2 separate regions of the Homo sapiens genome follow, and region 1 is linked to region 2. Evidence: chromatin loops called from intact Hi-C (ENCODE). Cell type or tissue: PC-3. All regions are shown on one strand. Links, peaks and the distances in the headings refer to the core of each region. The heading gives the core; the rest is flanking DNA. Region 1 overlaps GRIA3 (glutamate ionotropic receptor AMPA type subunit 3). Region 2 has its middle 9.9 kb from the start of GRIA3.

Region 1 (5,000 bases), core at 1-5,000, 160 kb after region 2:
AAACAAGGTAGGAAATCCAGTTCAAGAAATATTGATTGATTCCCAACCCATTTTGCCACACTCAATGCTAGGGTGAGGAGAAAAGGACATGTCTTCCCTGCTGAAGAAGCTTGCAATCTAGTAGGGCGATATGTCAATGCAATAATTCTAGAAGTCAGAATATAATAAATATCTAAAAATGTGTGAATCAACTTTCCTGCTTTCTCAGGTTTCCAGGCTGGTGACCATCATTGATTTCTTAGCTGACTGACACTCTTACACACCTCAACATCAGTGAGCTTTGCTGAGACTTGGAGACAGAGATGATAGGAAGATTGAGATAATGTATCTTAAGGCCAGGGCACAGCCTGGAAGTTTATCATTTACCTCTATCCTTAGAACACAGAACAACAAACGTCTGCATTAAAAAGAGTTTCTGGTTGATCAAAGCTGTGCCACATATGTATATATAAATAAATATGGCCTCAGCCCTTCTAGGAAATACCTAGGGAAAATCCCTATTAATTAAGGGCTTCTGGTAATTGGATTCTGATTAACTGAGATTTGTTTGTTTATCATAAGCCTATCATAAGTTCCTCATTATATCTATATTCACTGTTATCCTACTACTCAGATCCAACATATAGTAGATTGCAATACAGATGTATTAAATCAAGGCCTTTTCTCCCACCCTTTAATGCCGCATTTTAGCATTAAGGCTGGTATCTTATTCCAAAATTATAAAAATATGGACCAATTCAAATAGAACAATAAAACTGATGCAAATATCCTCTTTATTTTGAGTTAATCCCATCACTTAAGTCAAGTGAGATCTCCAATTCATACTTTAAAAAAAAGGAAAGGAAACACTAGCCATATATAGCCATTTCATCCCTCCATAGGCAGTGAATATGTTTTTAGTGGGCAGAGGAAGAAAGAGCCCTAATACCTCTTACTTCATATGACTTACACTGTGAACACTCAGTTAAGCCTTTGCAGACACTGAGAGATTAAGTCCTATGAGTTAGAATTACTAGCTTGTAAACATTAATGAAATTTTTAAAATCATCATCCAGCTTTATTAGGAAATTTTCCCAGATTAAGAGCAACAAAAATGTAGCAATTAGAGTGTTCATCACACAGCTGCATGATTACAGGAGTCTTGTTCTAGATTCTAACAGATGCTGTAACAAACAGTTTTGTGAGGGCTGCAAGAACCATAGTTTACAAAAGCAACACAAAAGCTAGTTATTGTTCAAGCTCACATTGCCACAGGACCCTTATGTTTAAAATAATTTACACTCTTGAGCTCCTCTACTGAGAGGCATCAAGCATGTAAATGAGCAATAACAAAAAATAAAATAAAATGTGCAGACTCAAGTTCTTCACTGCACTAACATGGAAGGGCAAGGGACATTAATTGATCCGTACAAAGTTCTGGACTTTGATGAGACCAAATGTGGGAATCAGCCATGGACTAGTTTGATGTCATTGTTACCAAGCCACCACCTGGCTCGTCCAGTCAAATTAAGCTCATCCTTTCAGGGACAGCTTTACTTCAGTCCAGATTTGGCAAGGTCAAACTATCTCTGCTCAAAGGTTATGACAAATTGACAAGTGAGGGGCATCACTCAATGGGCCCAGGTGGGGGCTTGAGGAGATTGGTGACAATTAGTGTTACATCACTAGGGGTGGAGCCAAAGTGGAAGAGATTCATAGCCAGATACCACTATTACATATATATATTTAGAAATATATATTATATGTAGCCTCCCAAATACAAACCACCACCACCCTACTCTGAAAAAGAATAGCAACTGATCAAATATTTCCTAAAGGACTCCAGTATTAAGCCAACGACTAGCAATCTGGCTGAGTTCTATCTATTTCAAGATCATTGTGTGACCTTGCACAGCCACCTCACCTTTCATCATCTCAGGAACTTCAGCCATAAACTATAAAAATCCTTTCTTGCCTTACTGGGATGACATTAGGATGAATCAGGCAATTTCTCTAAGGTATTCTAAGATCCTCAGAGAGGGCAAGTCTACAAATACAAGGTATTATAATTAGAATCACTGCACCTCATTTCTTAAGGGGGAGAAAATGAATAAGGAAAGGAATGTGTGGTCACTGAGCTTGAGACTCAAAAGGCATTTAAAAGCTCTTTCTATCATCTGAGGTAAGTCTCAAGAGAGGGAAACTGATCTGGTGGAGTCAGAGAAGAGTTCAGTGAAGAACCTTTGTGCCACCTGTGAAAGTGGCTAGGACATGCTCCCAGGACATTAGAAGCCTTCCTGTTTGTCTTTGACAGTATAACGTTACTTCACTATGATCACCATAAAGGTTTAGATTTGTGAATACCACCAAGAGAGTGGCAAGTGCTTTGATTATGATGTTGTAGGCCAAAAAGGTCTTGCCTTCCGTAGTGGGATTAATTGTTCATAAAAGAAGAATAGTATATTCAAGCTCAAGTGGTTTAGCTGAAATTGTTTTCATGCCTTTAATTATCTCAATAGCAGAAATCATAGCTCTAGGTATAACTGGATAATTAGTGGGGACAGAGAAAGGAAGAATGGGATCCCTTTCAGAGTTCAGCATTGGGCCAGAATGCGCCTGCTGAGCTTAAGAATGGGGACACAGAAAAAGGATAACTAGGTGAACGGATTTGCAAATCAGAACCTGGGGATTATGCTATCTAAAAGACATACACATTTGCGAGGTAAATAAGAGAAAAACCAAAATAGAGTGTGACCTCAGTAATACTCTGTCTTGGATTAAGAGATAAGGATCTAGAGACACTGAAACAATGGACTAGGTAGCCAACGAGGGTACTGTAGAAAGCTTCTTAGTGGGCACTTTTAAGTACCTTGCCATCACTATCTTTTGAACAGCTCTGAGGGTCCTTTTCAGTCCTCTTGACCTATTTCAAACTACTACTTGTGCTTAACTTGAAAACTTCCTACTCAACAAATTGTTCCTCCTGCTTCCTTTGACCAACATAAAATCAATTGTTGTTTGACAGAATACTTTGTTGCTGTTTTCTCAAAGGTGCAAAGGGGAAAAAAACACCTTATTTTTGCACACATTAACTTAATTTCAGTCTTACCTACTCAAGCACAACATAATCCTTCAAACTCTGACCGAAGCCCCTTCACCATTTGGTGTCCATGGCAACCGCCACCAAGCCACTCAGAGAGTTGCAAGCAGTGGCAGAAAAGTGCATCTCCCAACAGAGCCATTAGCTCTTCTGCATTAACCCCATCAATAAAAGGTGGCAGCAGGCCCAGCCCTGCATTTTCTTTCATCAGGGAGGAGGAATGTTGTCCGTGTTTCCTTCCCAGATTGTGAGAATTGGGTGTGGCTACATCTCACACCCAACCTGTTGAAAATAAAGCATTGAGGGTAAATTACTGCAACTAAGTCAGAGAACGATTTTCACTTGAGAAAACTTCCCACTGGTATGCTTCCCCAACGACTCTGTCAACTGCAGCCTCCACCACAACACTGCTTGCTAAACTACAGCCAGTAATCTTAAACCCCACAAAGACAATAAACATGAAATCCTAGCCACTTCCTGCTATGGTTCTTAGCACTCAGTGACCTACAGGTCATACTCTTTGTTACCCATGTCAAGAATGCATGCGTGACAATTTCATGCCATCAAACTATATTTTATTTATTTATTTATTTATTGAGACAGAGTCTTGCTCTGTAGCTCAGGCTGGAGTGCAGTGGTGTGATCTTGGCTCACTGGAACCTTCGCCTCCCGGGTTCAAGCAATTCTCCTGCCTCAGCCTCCCGAGTAGCTGGGATTACAGGCATGTGCCACCACGCCGGGCTAATTTTTTGTATTTTTAGTAGAGACGGGGTTTTACCATACTGGTCAGGCTAGTGTCGAACTCCTGACCTCGTGATCCGCCTGCCTCGGCCTCCCAAAGTGCTGGGATTACAGGCGTGAGCCACCATGCCTGGCCCCATCAAACTATATTTTTTAATGAAAAAGAGCAATGTTAATAATGGTCTAGGTACTGGAGGATTTATGAGCCAATAGTAAATGGTATGGTTTCTCCAAATATAGACAAAGCTGTTCAGTCTACAAACTGTTTTTATGTGTTCCATATTATTTGCTTTGTTCAGAGCTTAGCTTAAAAGTTGTCAGATAGGAATTTCCCTTTACTGTACTCCAGAGGAAGACTAGGATGTTTCATGGGGATGGTTCTGTCATTACAACAGAATCCAACATATCTAACAGAGATATTTTTGCATAAAGAGAACCATCTCAGACTAGGTTCTTTGTAGAAACTAAAAAGGACCTACTACTCAAGTATCTTCTTCATAGAATCTACATAAATAGGAATAATATTTAGAGTAGAAGGAACAAGTGAGTGGTTTTATCTTCTCAACCGCATGAAAAAGAAAACAGAAGGCTATTATGCACAATCCTTTCCAGTAGGTCCTCTGAAATCTAAGGAAACAATTTCAAGCTCTCCATAAAAAGCAAGACATCATGACTAATCACACTGCCTATCTCTGTAGTCCTGGATAAGGACTAGTAAAGAAAAAGTGAAAAACCAATAAGACATAGTTCCAGGCCTCAAGAAACTCATAGTTCATAGGGAAGCAGCCAAGTAAACAGATGATCATAGTCTAGTGTGATAAGAGCAGTGGCAGAGGGGAACACAGATCTTAATGGAAATGTAGAAGAAACATCCTAACTCAGCTTGACTCAGATCAGGAAGGCCTTTCTCCTCAGGATTGGTTGAACTAAGTTTCCAAGGACCCATTGAAGATCATCTGGTTTGGAAAGGGATGGAAATGTATAATTGCATAAGTATGACAATCCCCACTTATGTGTCAGCATGAACGCTAGTAAGAAGTGCTGATTCAAAAATTGAAACTGACTCAGATGTCATAAGACAGAACAGTAAAACCTGATACTAATAAGAATACGGGTTATACTGGCCAGAACACAACTTGACCTTTCATCATGACCTTTGGATCCTCAAGAAACAGACATT
Region 2 (13,243 bases), core at 4,190-9,189:
GCTGTTATGTGTCTACATGTGATGCTTACAATTTTGGAAGACATTTTACAACCATGAATAAAGCATTACTCATACACTAAGGATGGTAGAATAGAAAGATGAAATGTGCCTGGGTCCCTCATAAAACTTATATTGTATATCTGAATTAACCCTGGGTTCCTTACCTCCAGACTTCTCATTCAGTGTGTAATAAATCCCTTATAATTTGACCTAATTTTGGTTTGGCTTTCTGTTACTGGCACTCAAAAGTTGGTCCTCACTTTCTTTTCTCTATGGAAACATCCTATTGGTTTTCTTTTAAACAAATCAAAATGGGTTGTTACTATATTTGTTAGTTGTTTGGTTTTTTGTCTATTTAACTTTCATGAGAGCAGGGTCTGTGTCTATCTTGTTCACCAGTATCTAGAACAGTATCTGGCACGTAGTAGGCACTCAAGAAATATTTGTTAATGAATGACCAAATGTCACATCCACAGGGAGAATCAACTAGTTGGTTTAGATGGTGACTAGTAGGATATCAAATATATACAAACACTAATAAATAAATTATGTGTCCTTTAAAGCTGATTTCCCAAAGAATCCTGATCCTGATTTTTACATTTTAGTTTCAAAGGGATGTAGATGGGGAAGATATTAAAACAGAGGGCTGAGAATTTTAGTTCTAAGAGTGCTTGCCCATTCACCAGGCAATCTATGTTTCATCATCCCAAAAAGACAAAGGGCAATTCTACTCTCGAAGGAAGACAATCATTTCTAGATCTCTACCACTCTAAAGTGAGTTCATGTTCCTGCCTGAAGCAGATCAGACACAAACCTGGATTATTTACTTTTTTACTTTTTTTATCAACTTTAACTGTTATAAAAAGCATTCTATTGGCTTTTCATAAATTCAAGTAAATCTAAAATTATGCCACAATCCCATAGAGCATGTCATCTAGATGGCAGCAGAAATCATGTTGAGGGTATTATAGCTTATCCAACTTTGAAAGCCCTGACCAAGACAGGACCTATGTGGTATAAGTCAGGTCATACTGTGAGGTTGTGTCTTCCAACCAGAAAAACACCCTGTTGCCATGGTGCCTGAATTCCCACCTTTATCACTGTTTCACTGGATTAACACAGTTATGTCTTCAGAAGTCCCTTATTTAAATGTGAATATACTTCCTAGAGAAGCTAATACGTTAAATTTTTAGCATTCATTTTTCAACAGAAGGCAAAGTCTCGAAGGAATCAAATATTATAAAGAACAGCTAAGCTTTAATGGATACGAGCAAAGAAAGAAAATTCTGGACATGGGAGGGAACATGGGCACTGGGAAGCTAGAGAAAGAAAGACGGTAAACAAGATGAGGAAGATACCAAAATGGAAATTTAGTGAGGATTCAGAAATCACCAATTTACCCCTGGGTCCCATATGGCCTTGTTGCTACCTAATTACTCACTTCTGACAAAAACTAGGGTATAAAACATCATTTAGTGTCATATCTGTCTCTTCGTCTGTGAAATGGAGACTAGAGAAAAACAGAATAAGAGTAGGTGATCCTAGCTATATAAATAGAAAGACAGATAAGGAAAATGACTAATGGAGCAAACAGATTAGAAAAGTACACGTTTCAGAGGTCTTTTCTCAGTAGGGCTCGTCTTGGAAACTAACCTAGGTTAGGGTATAATTGACTGAGGTGACTAAACTTCCTAGATGATACATTCTGCCTCATGTCCTGGCTTAATTATTAACAGTGCCTCCTTTCACTCTCAAAGTGTCCCAGATTGGATCATAAATGATATGGTCACCCTTATGAATGACTGGTGATCTTTCATAAGGGTGGCCATATAAAAGATCAGAGGTGTGCTCAGTTAGTAATTCCCTTCAGTACTCAAGATCTGGAGTGGCCTGATTCCAAACTTATTAACTCCAGTTATGAGGAGCTGCCTGTGTGCCATGATGTAGAAATAATGGGAAGTATGCATCACATGTAGGCAGCATCACCATTTTAACAGAGTGCTTCCCAAAGGAGTGGGTGAAAATAGGAATTTCAGAAAGCACAATGAGGCTACTAGTGAAGATACAAAAAAGGTGAAATGGAAGCATTAGAAGCCCCTCAAAGGAAGCACTCACTCACTGCTCCTACACATAGGGCTAGCCCTGATCTGTGTATTCAAGCAGCTGTCAAGTCCTCCATTCCTACCCAAAAAGAGAAAATAGTGTTTGCTTTAGACAGTATCACTCAGTCACAGGCTGGGCTGACATTCATAGATGAGTCTCGCCAGTTATTTAGCCTTCACCTTGTTAGAAACAGATCAGGCCTCATACAATGTTTAGTCCAGAACAGAAACTACAACAACCAAAAACAATTAATAGCCCATGCACAGAGAAAATACAATATGAACAAAACTGCTGTACTAATGTGTTAAAAAATAAAAAAGATTCATTTGATTATAAACATTGGACTCTAGTTCTCATCTTACAGCACCAGAGAGGAAATTGTTCTCAAATTGATAACCTGTGTTTTTCCTTCCGAAAGTTCATGTTCCCATTCAAATTGCACTAAATCTTTAGAGACTTTGCCTTCTGAGCCTCAAACCTATTTCCACACCTAATTCTCATATCTTGGTAAATACTTGTAATGTATCTAGGAAATCAAAGACATAACTTCTTTTTCAATATATGCAAAGACATCCATCTCCTGTGGTTGAGGGGATGAGTTAAATGGTACAAAGAAATCAGAGGAAAGTGGATGGGGGCTTTGGTGCAGCTCCTTGCCCCTCTGGTACTGTTTTTATTTCCCTGTAACAACACCAATGTGTAAGGGAAATAAACTAAGAATCTGGCCTCTTGGCTGCTCCCAGAACAAGCCTGTGTTATTTTAATGTACACTGAGGAGCAGATGGGAAAAGAAAAATACAAAAGAGCATCAAAGCCCTCCCACCAACGCTTGCCTCTAAAGTCTTAAGCAAGAGCCCCAGCCTCTGCTATTCTATCTTCCGCTGTGTGCATAGCGAGCAGGTAATCAGCAAAGCTAATCAAAAATGCATTCATTACCACAGAGCGGCAGTGGGTGAAAGCGACTGCAGCTTTCTTCCGGCAAGTGGTTTCTGGACTGGCACAATCCAATCTCCTTGGCTCTTTGGCAAGCCTTTTGCCTCCCCCTGCCCTCCCCCTCCCCCACCCATCCTAGCGGTCTCTGCCATGCCCAACTCTGCTTCTCCATTAAGGGCAATCTAATTCTTACAGTTGACAATTTTTCCTCCTCAATCACTACGACGTTGCTCTATGAAAGCTGTTTTCTGCCTAATAAGTCTTCTGGGTATTTTTATACACCTTTAAAGGTGTTTCTTCACTTGAAAAATATATTTTTCCTTTGTTTTCAAAATAAGAAGCCATTTCTTGTCAAGGCTAAACAAACTCAAATGCTGACAGCTTCTGCAAATGCAAATGCCTTTCCTGCTTCCTCCAACTTAGCAAAATGGACTCTCTCAGAGCCCCCAGAACCAAAAGAAGCTCAGAGAAACCTGTGCTAAAATATGCTTATGGGCCTGGAGCTAGTAACAATAAGAGCTAATATTACTGAGCATTTGTTACATGCCAGGCATAATTCGATGTACTTTAATTATCTCATTCAATCCTCACAGCATCCTTATGAAGGATCTGTTACTTATTATCATCCCCATTGTACAGATGAAAATAGTGAGACCCAAGGAGGTCGAATCAGTCTAACACTAGTTGTGAATGGGGTATTTTGAACTCAGGCTGAGTGGCCCTTCCTTTAAACCACCTACCATGGTTCTGATGGAAAAAGACAAGTATACCACTATACACACTGCCTTGTCCTCTCTCAGACAGTAAAGTTAACCCTTCCAGGGCATGAGATTGCCATTCAGTAAGTAACTATTTTCTCGGAGAAGTGAACAGTACTCCCTCCATCCCTTGAAAAAGTAAATTATCTTTAGCTAAGCTAGAGAGAGAAACTTTTAAAAACAAAACAAAATTTTCTTTCAAGTGTTTGTTTTTCCCAATCAGTCTACAATGGTAGTTGAGTGGCCACTGAGCTTGTATGGCATAGAGGCAGCTATCCATTCTCTGCCTTTTGGGAGCACACATACTAGTTGGGATTTCAGAACAGAACACACACACACACACACACACACATACACACACACACATACACACACACAGAGAGAGAGAGAGAGAGAGAGAGAGAGAGAGAAAGAGATAATGACGTGGAGGCAGGGTGACAGAGAGGCTTCCTGGACTTGATTTCACATCTACCACTTAGAGCTATGTAACCTTGGGCAAGCCATTCAATCTCTCCGCGTGACTCATTTCCTCAGCTGTAAAATTGAAGTAATAATACTACTTACCTCATAGGGGGCTATTAGGATTAGATAATCTAATATATAAAAGTACTTAGCACATGCCTGGCACATAGAAAGTACTTGATAAATAATAACTCACACTACAATTTCTTCCCCCTGGCATGAAATTTATAGCTTATGTTGTACATCCAAGGTTTCAGTGAAGACGTGATCGGTGGTAATTTGGAGCAAAGATGGCAATACCTATGTATGTTTTATTAACACTTCAACTTTGTCCCAAATAAAACTGGGAAATTTCTGATCCTACATCAGAAGTATACTATGAAGGAATAATAGACACTGGGGTCTACTAGAGAGGGGAGATAGGGAGGGGGACAAGAGATGAAAAAATACCTATTGGGTCGTATGCTCACTACTTGGGTGACAGGATCATTTCTACCCCAAACTTCAGCATCATGCAATATAGCCATGTAACAAACTGCACATGTACTCCCTGAATCCAAAATGAAAGCTGCAATTATAAAAAAGGAAGTACCATGAAAAGATACTAGATTGGAATACTGGGGATTTCAGAAAACTAGATATTTTCCATTTAAGCTCTGGTATCAGAGAAGGTTTGAAAAATAAACATCTCAAAACCACAACTCTTTATTCAAAAGCATCTACTCTCTAAATTCTAGGGGACTATGTTTTATTTTTAGTACAACATGAAGGAAACTACAAAAATGACAAAATAGCCCACTTTTTAACTTCAAAAAATGATTTGCTTCAGGGTTTCTTTAAGTGGCAAGCCCCTGTCCTGGATTTAAAATAGGATTCAATTTATCTAAATTCATTTTCCACTTAAATTTTGAGAGGTATGCCCATTGCATAAAGCAAGGTTTGCCCATATTATAAGGTATAGAAGCAAATTGCTGACTTCCATTTCCATTTTCTCAGCATTTGCAACCCAACCTCTTATCATGTTGTGGCCAGCTACAGACATAGTCAGCCAATTTCCACAATCTTGAGAAACAGAAAATGTTATACTAACTCAGACCTTCAATTCTTCTCAACTGTCATCTGTCCCTTAATAGTAACACAAGGACTGCTTTCCACCAAGTACCTTGTAGAATATACGAATCACTTTTATCAAACAAAATACTGAAAAGAAGAGGGAAAGGATGAGTAAGTTTTATAAGTGATGCGGCAATAAGAGAAAAGTTATTCTTTCCTTGTCCCTTTCCAGATCCACCCTCCACTATTCTCCACCACCTCTGCACCTCAAGAGGCACTATCCTAAGTATAACGTATGGTCACTGCTATCTAAGAGTTTGCCAAATCTAATCTCCCAGACAGAAGGGCATTTGGGTCTGTTCTTTTTCAGTTCATCCATGCAATCAGAAACTTTTTCTCCCTTGTATTCCTCCTAATGTATGTACCATTATGTTAAGCATCATTAGATCTTGCTTTTGACTTAATTCATGTATTCACTCATTTGAAAAAGAAATATTTAGCATCCATTAAATTCAGTGCATTGTTGTAGGTGCTAGGATTACAGCAGTAAACAGAACAGACCAAAAAAAAAAAATCCCTCCCCTCATGGAGCTCGCAAAATCTTAAACAGATAAACAAAGTTAGCAAAATATCTAGTTAGAGTTAACATATAAAGTTACAGTGTATTCCAATACCAAATTAGTTGGTTCCCTCAAGTTTCATCCTCTTTAGAAAGACAGTAAAAGGTTTATAATTTTTTAATGGGTTAGTTTGGAAATGTAAACATTCCATTCATTCACATATTTTTTCACCACGCTGCTCCTGATTCCAAGAAGAATTTGAGGTCACTCAAAGTAAAGGACACATAAATGTATTGCTTTAATTTACTACCCAGAAATCTAACTAGAGCAAAAGTCAAGTAATGTGTTGGAGGAGAAGTGTAAGGTTCAATAGTCAAGATCTCTATGGCTTTCTACTTGGGTAATTTGTCTGCAATTATTGGAAACTTCCACAAGGTGGTGGTAATGATGCCTTAGTTTATAACCATATCAAGAGGGCAAGCTGGTATCACAGGTATAATTTACTTGAAATAAAGACACAGGGTACTTCTCTAACCATAAAATTTTGTTTCTCAAAATCCTTTGGCAGTATTCATGATTAAAGAGCTTAGGGTGTTTTCTTGAAACTCCATACAAAAATTTAGATCTTTAGTGAGCCTACAAAAGCCTTGATTGATTGATTGATTGATTGATTGATTGATTTAAGACAGAGTCTCACAATGTTGCCCAGGCTGGAGTGCAATGCCGCGATCATGGTTCACTGCAGCCTCGACCTCTCCAGTCTCAGGTGATCCTCCCACCTCAGCCTCCTGAGTAGCTGGGACTACAGGCATGTGCCACCACACCCAGATAGCTTTTGTATTTTTTGTAGAGAAGGGGTTTCGCCATGTTGCCAAGGCTGGTCTCGAACTCCTGGGCTCAAGCAATCCACCCTCTTCAGCCTCCCAAAGTGCTAGGATGTGAGCCACTGCACCCGGCCAGCCCTCATTTATTAATTCATTCAGCACGCTTTTATTGAGAAGCCTCTGGGTACTAAGCATTGTACAAAGCATTTAAAAATAAATTTTGTGTTCACAAAAAAATACAATAAGGGAAGCATCCTATAATAAAAGGAAAAATCAATGACACTTTTCACATTCTAACTTGTTAATAATAGGAACTGCGCAATTTCTTTCCATTTAACATCTCTTGTGTAATAGATGCTTTTCAGCGTCTCTTTCCTTTAAGGTTCATAGGAAATGCTTCTAATTTTGGTTTGAATGGAATATGGGGATACTAATAGTACTTATCTCAAAGAGTTGTTGTAAGAGTTCAATGAAACAATACATTTAAACCATTTAGTAGAATACCTAGCATGAAGTAAGAAATAAATGTTAGCCATCATCATCACTGTCATCATCATGATCATCATTGCCTTCATTATCGTTGTTATCTTCCTCCTCCTCATCATCATCATTGTTATCATCACCATCAACAGGAAAAAGTACCAAGTTAATCTGTATGTACCAGAAATTTGAGTAAAGGAAATTCAAAATTGGGAAAGAGTCACTGCTTTCCCGTTATTATCAAAATGTGATAATGTTCTAAGCTCTTAAACACTACATTAAGAGGGAGGAAATGTTTGTTTTTGCTTTGTTTTGTTCTCTTCTGTTTTGTTTTGTTTTGTTTTGTTTTGTTTTGTTTTGTTTCTAAAGGCATTGCCTCACAAAGAGTTTCCCAGTGTGGTGCCTTTGTATATGGAACAATCTTCCCCCAAGGGAGCTCAATTTGAGTTTAGATAGCAGGGCAGGTAGGATCTATAAGACCACTCTTTGGCTGATTTCCTGCCAAGATACAGTGATTGTCTCTTGTTCTGCAACATGTAACTTCTCTTGGGACTGGGGTAACCCACTGAGGGAGGCTGGGTGAAGCAGTGAGGAACTGTTTGTACCTCCCTAGAGGAAGCCACCTCATTTCCTGTGGACCCTGCAGGGTCCTTAGTGAATGAGCTTCCTCCCTGGGGCCTGGAGTCAAGGGCCCAGGTAACTGAAGAGGGAGGTGCTCCAGACTGGCCCATTCTTCTCTATAGTAGGCACTGCCCTCAGTGTGACCTGTGCAGTCATACAGGGCTCCATGCTAGAAGGGCTCATGCTTGGATTAATGCACTGCCATTTCTGTCTTGAAATTCTTAAAAATGTTTCAAGAAGGTGCCTAGCACTTTCATTTTTGCTCTAAGCCCTGCAAATTATGTAGCCAGTCCTGTCTGCCCTGAAGAGTTTCCAAACACTGTATAGGCCTTGTTCTTACTTTCCCTCCTTCCTGCTGCTACTTAGAGTCCATTTCACTCTCTCACCCTTGAGTCCAACTAAGTGTTGGTAGCTCAGCAGAAACCAGCTTTCTGCCCAACCCTGAGCTCTGATGATCACTGTAGAGATAGTTTCATAACTGCTGCTTCCTCTCAGTTAGTATTTTCTCTAAAATAAAAAAGAACATTAACAATAATACAAGGATAATATTACTTGAAGCACTGATAACTAGTAACAGGAACTGTAGGTAACTTGCGGGGAATTAATGAAAAAAAAAAGGCAGCATAGGAAGTCAGACAGCCTTGGCTTTTGCATTGGATTTGGGGAAGTGACAGATATTCTGCCCTGCTGCAATTTCTTCGGTTGTAGAATGTCGAGAAAAGTAAAAGCAGTCGAAGTACTCTTAGAAAGTTCACATTTCCTGGTAATTCTATGATTTGAGCTAATCAACTTTACCAGCCTGAATACCACAATATTAAGTGTATTGTAACAATGATCTTTCCCTCTCCCCTTATCCCCCTCCTCCCTCACTCCCCTCCTCCCTCATCCCTCTCCTTTTCTCTCTAATGCTTTATTTGGAGATATAAATAAGATGTATCCCCAATTCACAGATCAAATCACTGAGTCTCAGAGAGTGTAAATGATAGCCTGATGTCACATTCCTAGTAATTTTGGCAGAATTATGATTAGAATCCAAGTTTTCAGATTCCTAGTTCAATACTCACATTTCTGAAAAGGTGTGTATATACCTATTTGGTTTTTCTAAAACTCCTATTCTGAATACATAAGAGTTGGGTTCCTCAACAGTGGCACTATTGACATTTGGGGCTGCCTTGTGCATTATAAGGAGTTGAGCAGCATCTCTGGCCTCTACCCACTAAATTCCTGTAGCACCACCCTACACTGCCAGGAATGATGATCAAAATGTCTCCCAAACATTGCCACTTGTCCTCCAGGGGGCAAAATCACATCTGACTGATAACCATTGCACAAGAGCAGTTCACTACTTAAAGGAAAACTTAGGCAAATCTTTTAGTAAACTACAAAACTCCTTCCAAATTTCTAGTTCCACATATTGGACTTTTTAAAACTAGGGCATACCTGTATTTTCAAAGGATAAAACTACTAATTTTAATTTTGTGGGTAATTGCCCAGAAAAATGTGGAGTGGTTAATATGCTTTTCTTTTTCCTCAAAATATTATGTTCATGAAATTGATGTCACAAAGACTCAACGGAATATGCCCACAGCACACATATTATAACAGATTAAACTTTAGGAAAACCAGCAATTGCAATTCCTCTTTAAGAATTAGCCACAGGCAAGTATCTTCAAATTCAAATGTTTCCAGTTATCTTTTTATTCCCCTAAATACTCTGAATTTTCTTTCAAAGCAGGAAACCCAAAACTCCCTACCTCTAAAGGAGTGTTAAAAATACCTTATTCCTCAAGATGGCTAAACTCAAATCCCCAGCTGACAAATTAGAAAGCAGAAATTAGGAGGTAGAAATAGCAAACAAGCAGATAGCAAGTCTTCCATCTGGCCCTTGAAGCAACCACATATAAGATCTACATTGTCTCAGCTAGATTGACCACAGAAATTCGCATTTGAACTGAGGTATTTTTATCCCGGTGAAAGGGGGCACTTATAATTGTCCCAAGACCATGGGCATAAACTGAATGGTCTTGGGTGAACAAAAATATATGATCACCCTAGCTTTAGACCATTCATAGAAATATATTACGGCCAGAGGCCTGCTGTATTAGTTAGCTATTGCTCCACAACAAGGTGTCCCAAACCTTAGTGGCTTAAAACCACATCAGTCACTTATTCCTCACTGATGGGCAGGTTGGCTGGGGTTCAGCTGATCTAGACTGGCCCCAGCAGTGTAGTGCTGCTACAGGTAGTAGTAGCTGGGGTGGCTCTGCTTCTCACTGTAGGTCTATGAGTCAACTGGAGCTGCTCTGCTACTCATGTCTTTCATCTTTCTTGGGCCAACAAATTAGCTGCTGCATGTTCTTCTCATGGCACTGACAGAGCTGAAGATGGCAAGCAGATATGTGTGAGGTCTCCTAAGATGTAAGCTGAAATTGGTGCACTGTCACTTTTTCCCACATTCCATTGGCCAAAGCAAGTCACATGGCCAAGTTAAAGGGCAGGAAAACAAACTGCCCACAATGAGGCCATGATAAAGATATGAATTTGGGAAAGGGTGAATAATTAGAGCTCTCATTCAATCTAACATGTGTACTGCACTCATTCCAACCCCATCACCACCACCCCCACACATATATGCACCTCAAAAATGGGGAAAAAGTCTATTTGCCTTCATATGATGTTATCTGGCATGATGCTGACTCAGTTCCTAACCTCCAGTCATGTAAGTTTCAGAATCCAGAGTCAACTTCCAATTTTCATAAGTACTTCAAAAAATGGAAATTTTTCCAGTTGAGTATAAAGCATAACTCCTCAAACAATTGGCACCAATAATTCCTCAACATCTCTAGAACTCTCAAATCTACTCAAACATGCAACCCCTCCCCAGGTAGGGCTGGGAGGAGGGGCTAGTTTTAGTTTGGGGGTTAATTTCCCCCTGACTTGCCTATGCTGTTTCCCAGTGATCATTTTTTAACTTTCCCAGAGGGGTAAAATGGTATACATTAATAAAAATGTCAAGAATATTATCTCTGGGAGGTAACCTGGAATAATTCACAATAAATTAACACTTCCCATCAGAGGGACATTGCAGCTTATAAGAATGTCACTTTGTGAGAAGTGGGAGTCCTGAAGCCATGTGATTTCCATCTACAGTTTTTAAGCCCATTCAGAGTCTACCAGGGGATAATTACTTGCTAAGATGTAACCATCCCAGCAGAATGTATTTATTATGATTCAGTTCTATCCACATCCTCAGTATCACAGCATGAAGGAAACTCTGGTCTGGTGAATAAAGCCCTAGAGGGATAAGAAATGCCAATCCTTAACACATGGCTGTATGACCTTGGGCTATTCACTTAACCTCTCTGATTCCTCAGTTTCATAGTCTGTAGAGTGACACCTCTGCTTATCCTGAGGAGAATGTGTGGAGGAATCTCTAGATTTTTACCTGAAAGTCTCTAGAAGCCTATTTGCCTAGAAAAGAAATTATTTCTATATTAGTTTCTCACCCTGCACTCTCAATATAACATAACTCTGTTAAGAACAGAATTAAAATATCAGGCAGATGCATCTTGAACTAAATTTAGGGGGCTGAGCTACTAAAGTAACAGAAGGATCTCACCATTGAGGAGTCTACCTACAACAGACCAAAGACAAACCATTTTGGCAAGTCTTCAGGGGCCTGTAGACACTTGAAGAATAAAATTATTACCACCCACAATTCCCAGGGAGCAGGCCTTCAGGAAGACAGGGATGTCAGTGGTTATTGTGATTGTTTCCCAACCTCCATATCTCTCTCCCTCATTGTGTATCAATCATGTAATTTGGTGGTGGTGGGAAGACTGACCCTACACTAAACTGCACAGATGGGTCATAATCCTGGTCCCCTATGTCATGGCTACTGGTTCAGGTAATTCAGGCCTAAGCATGGCATTACCTGGCCACAAGATTGGATCATGAATAGTCACATGATTCACTGCCAACTAATACAAGATGATGTGACATAGATATGAAGCCAAGAAATCCTACAGCCATTTTGCCATCTTCAGGGAAACAGAAAGGAGAGAGGAAAAGAAATTAGGTTTTTGATGAAATTGTTGAAATATTGAGTCTAATGAATTCTCAAGTCAGCCATACCTTTGGCCCTTCCAGTTATGTGAGCCAATGTGTCTCCCTTAGTGTTTATATCAGTTTTAGTGGATTTGTTCTTGTCTGCAGCATGAAGTATTCTAACTGATATAGGACCATTCAAAGCATGGTCACTAACCCTGAGGGTGCTTAAAGGAGGTGGTGTGAAAGTGTTTAGTCCAGAGAGGAAGGTGTTGGAAGAGAGGTACAAAAAATACCAGGTCATTTCCAATTAATTGCTCCTCCAAATGGCTCCTGGGGATGTCTTCAGGGAAAACATGGAGTTCTAAATACCCTTATGTATAAAAAGCAAGCTAATCTGAAAATGATTTAGGATAAACAATTGCTCCCATAGCCACTACTCACTTGGTGTAACTGTCTCCTTCTAGAAGTTTCGGTGGATCGATTTCTGGACATATTAAATCCAAATTAATAAGGTTTTTCCTCTGACTCATAGATACACTTCCAACAGAAGCAACTCCAACTAGGCCTGTGTCTGAAATTTTAGCTTCTCAGGGATGTAGATTTATTTAACAACATGGAGGCCAACACTTAGATAGAAGATTTCCACAGAGGTTTCTGGAGGGGTGATATAATGGAGAAAATGGAACTATAGAGAAGTAGGTCAGAGGACCTAAGCTTTCTTAGAAGTCATACCCAACCTGAATCTCCAGATATGGCTAAACTCTCTATTCTTCCCAAATAATCTGGAAGTGACAGTGCAAAAGATGGCCACAAAGAATCAGTTGTATCTAGCTTAGTTCCTTTATTAGAGTCTAGGCTAAAGTTTGGACAGTTTTTCTAACCCCAAAATAATCTCACCTCATGGAATCATAGGATGATCAAACATAAAAGCAAGACGGGTACTTAGAAACCACTTTGTTCTATCTTGTGTTTGTAAGGGTTTGGGATAAGGGAAGTACCTTGTTTCAGATAGTTAAACACCATCCTCTGTGCTGCCATGGTACCTGGTGCTTACCATTTTCAGAGCACTTGCCATATTGCATTGTCATTGCCAGTGAATACATCTGCTCCTCCTTTGAACTTGACATTCATGAAAAGCAGAAACTGTTCCTTGCTTCCTTACATTCCTGGTGCTTAGCAAAGTCTGCCTATAGTAGGTGGTCAATAAATGTTGAAGAAATCAAAGTATCAAGTCAAATGGTTAGAAAATTATGCTCCCATTAGGCAAAGGATATAGTATCTTGGTTTCATTTTCTTCGAAGGGTATAGCAGTTTCCTTCCAATGAAATAGGATGATTTCTGTTGTTGTTTTCCTGATTTTTATGAAGTTGGCAAGTATGAGGCTCACTGTACGGTATAG

What was found. Hi-C counts contacts between places; a loop is a spot of excess contacts. Peaks named below come from ENCODE experiments on the same cell type or tissue, not always from the same donor. Only the 100,000 strongest peaks of a DNase experiment are listed, where the experiment ranks them.
Region 1: it touches region 2 in a loop (2.8-fold over the local background); 1 of 110 quality-filtered maps calls a loop at or near these places.

Annotation. Positions count from the first base shown.
Region 1 is chrX:123,334,894-123,339,893 of GRCh38, forward strand. All of the region lies in intron 4 of GRIA3 (glutamate ionotropic receptor AMPA type subunit 3), which reads left to right. Among named protein-coding and RNA genes, the nearest start is that of GRIA3, 150 kb to the left of the region's middle. In PC-3, for the core only: no CTCF peak of the experiment used is centred there; a DNase peak (open chromatin) is centred at 1,948; H3K27ac peaks cover 641 bases.
Region 2 is chrX:123,167,740-123,180,982 of GRCh38, forward strand. No RefSeq gene overlaps it. Among named protein-coding and RNA genes, the nearest start is that of GRIA3, 9.9 kb to the right of the region's middle. In PC-3, for the core only: a CTCF peak has its summit at 6,289 (motif pointing right); no DNase peak of the experiment used is centred there.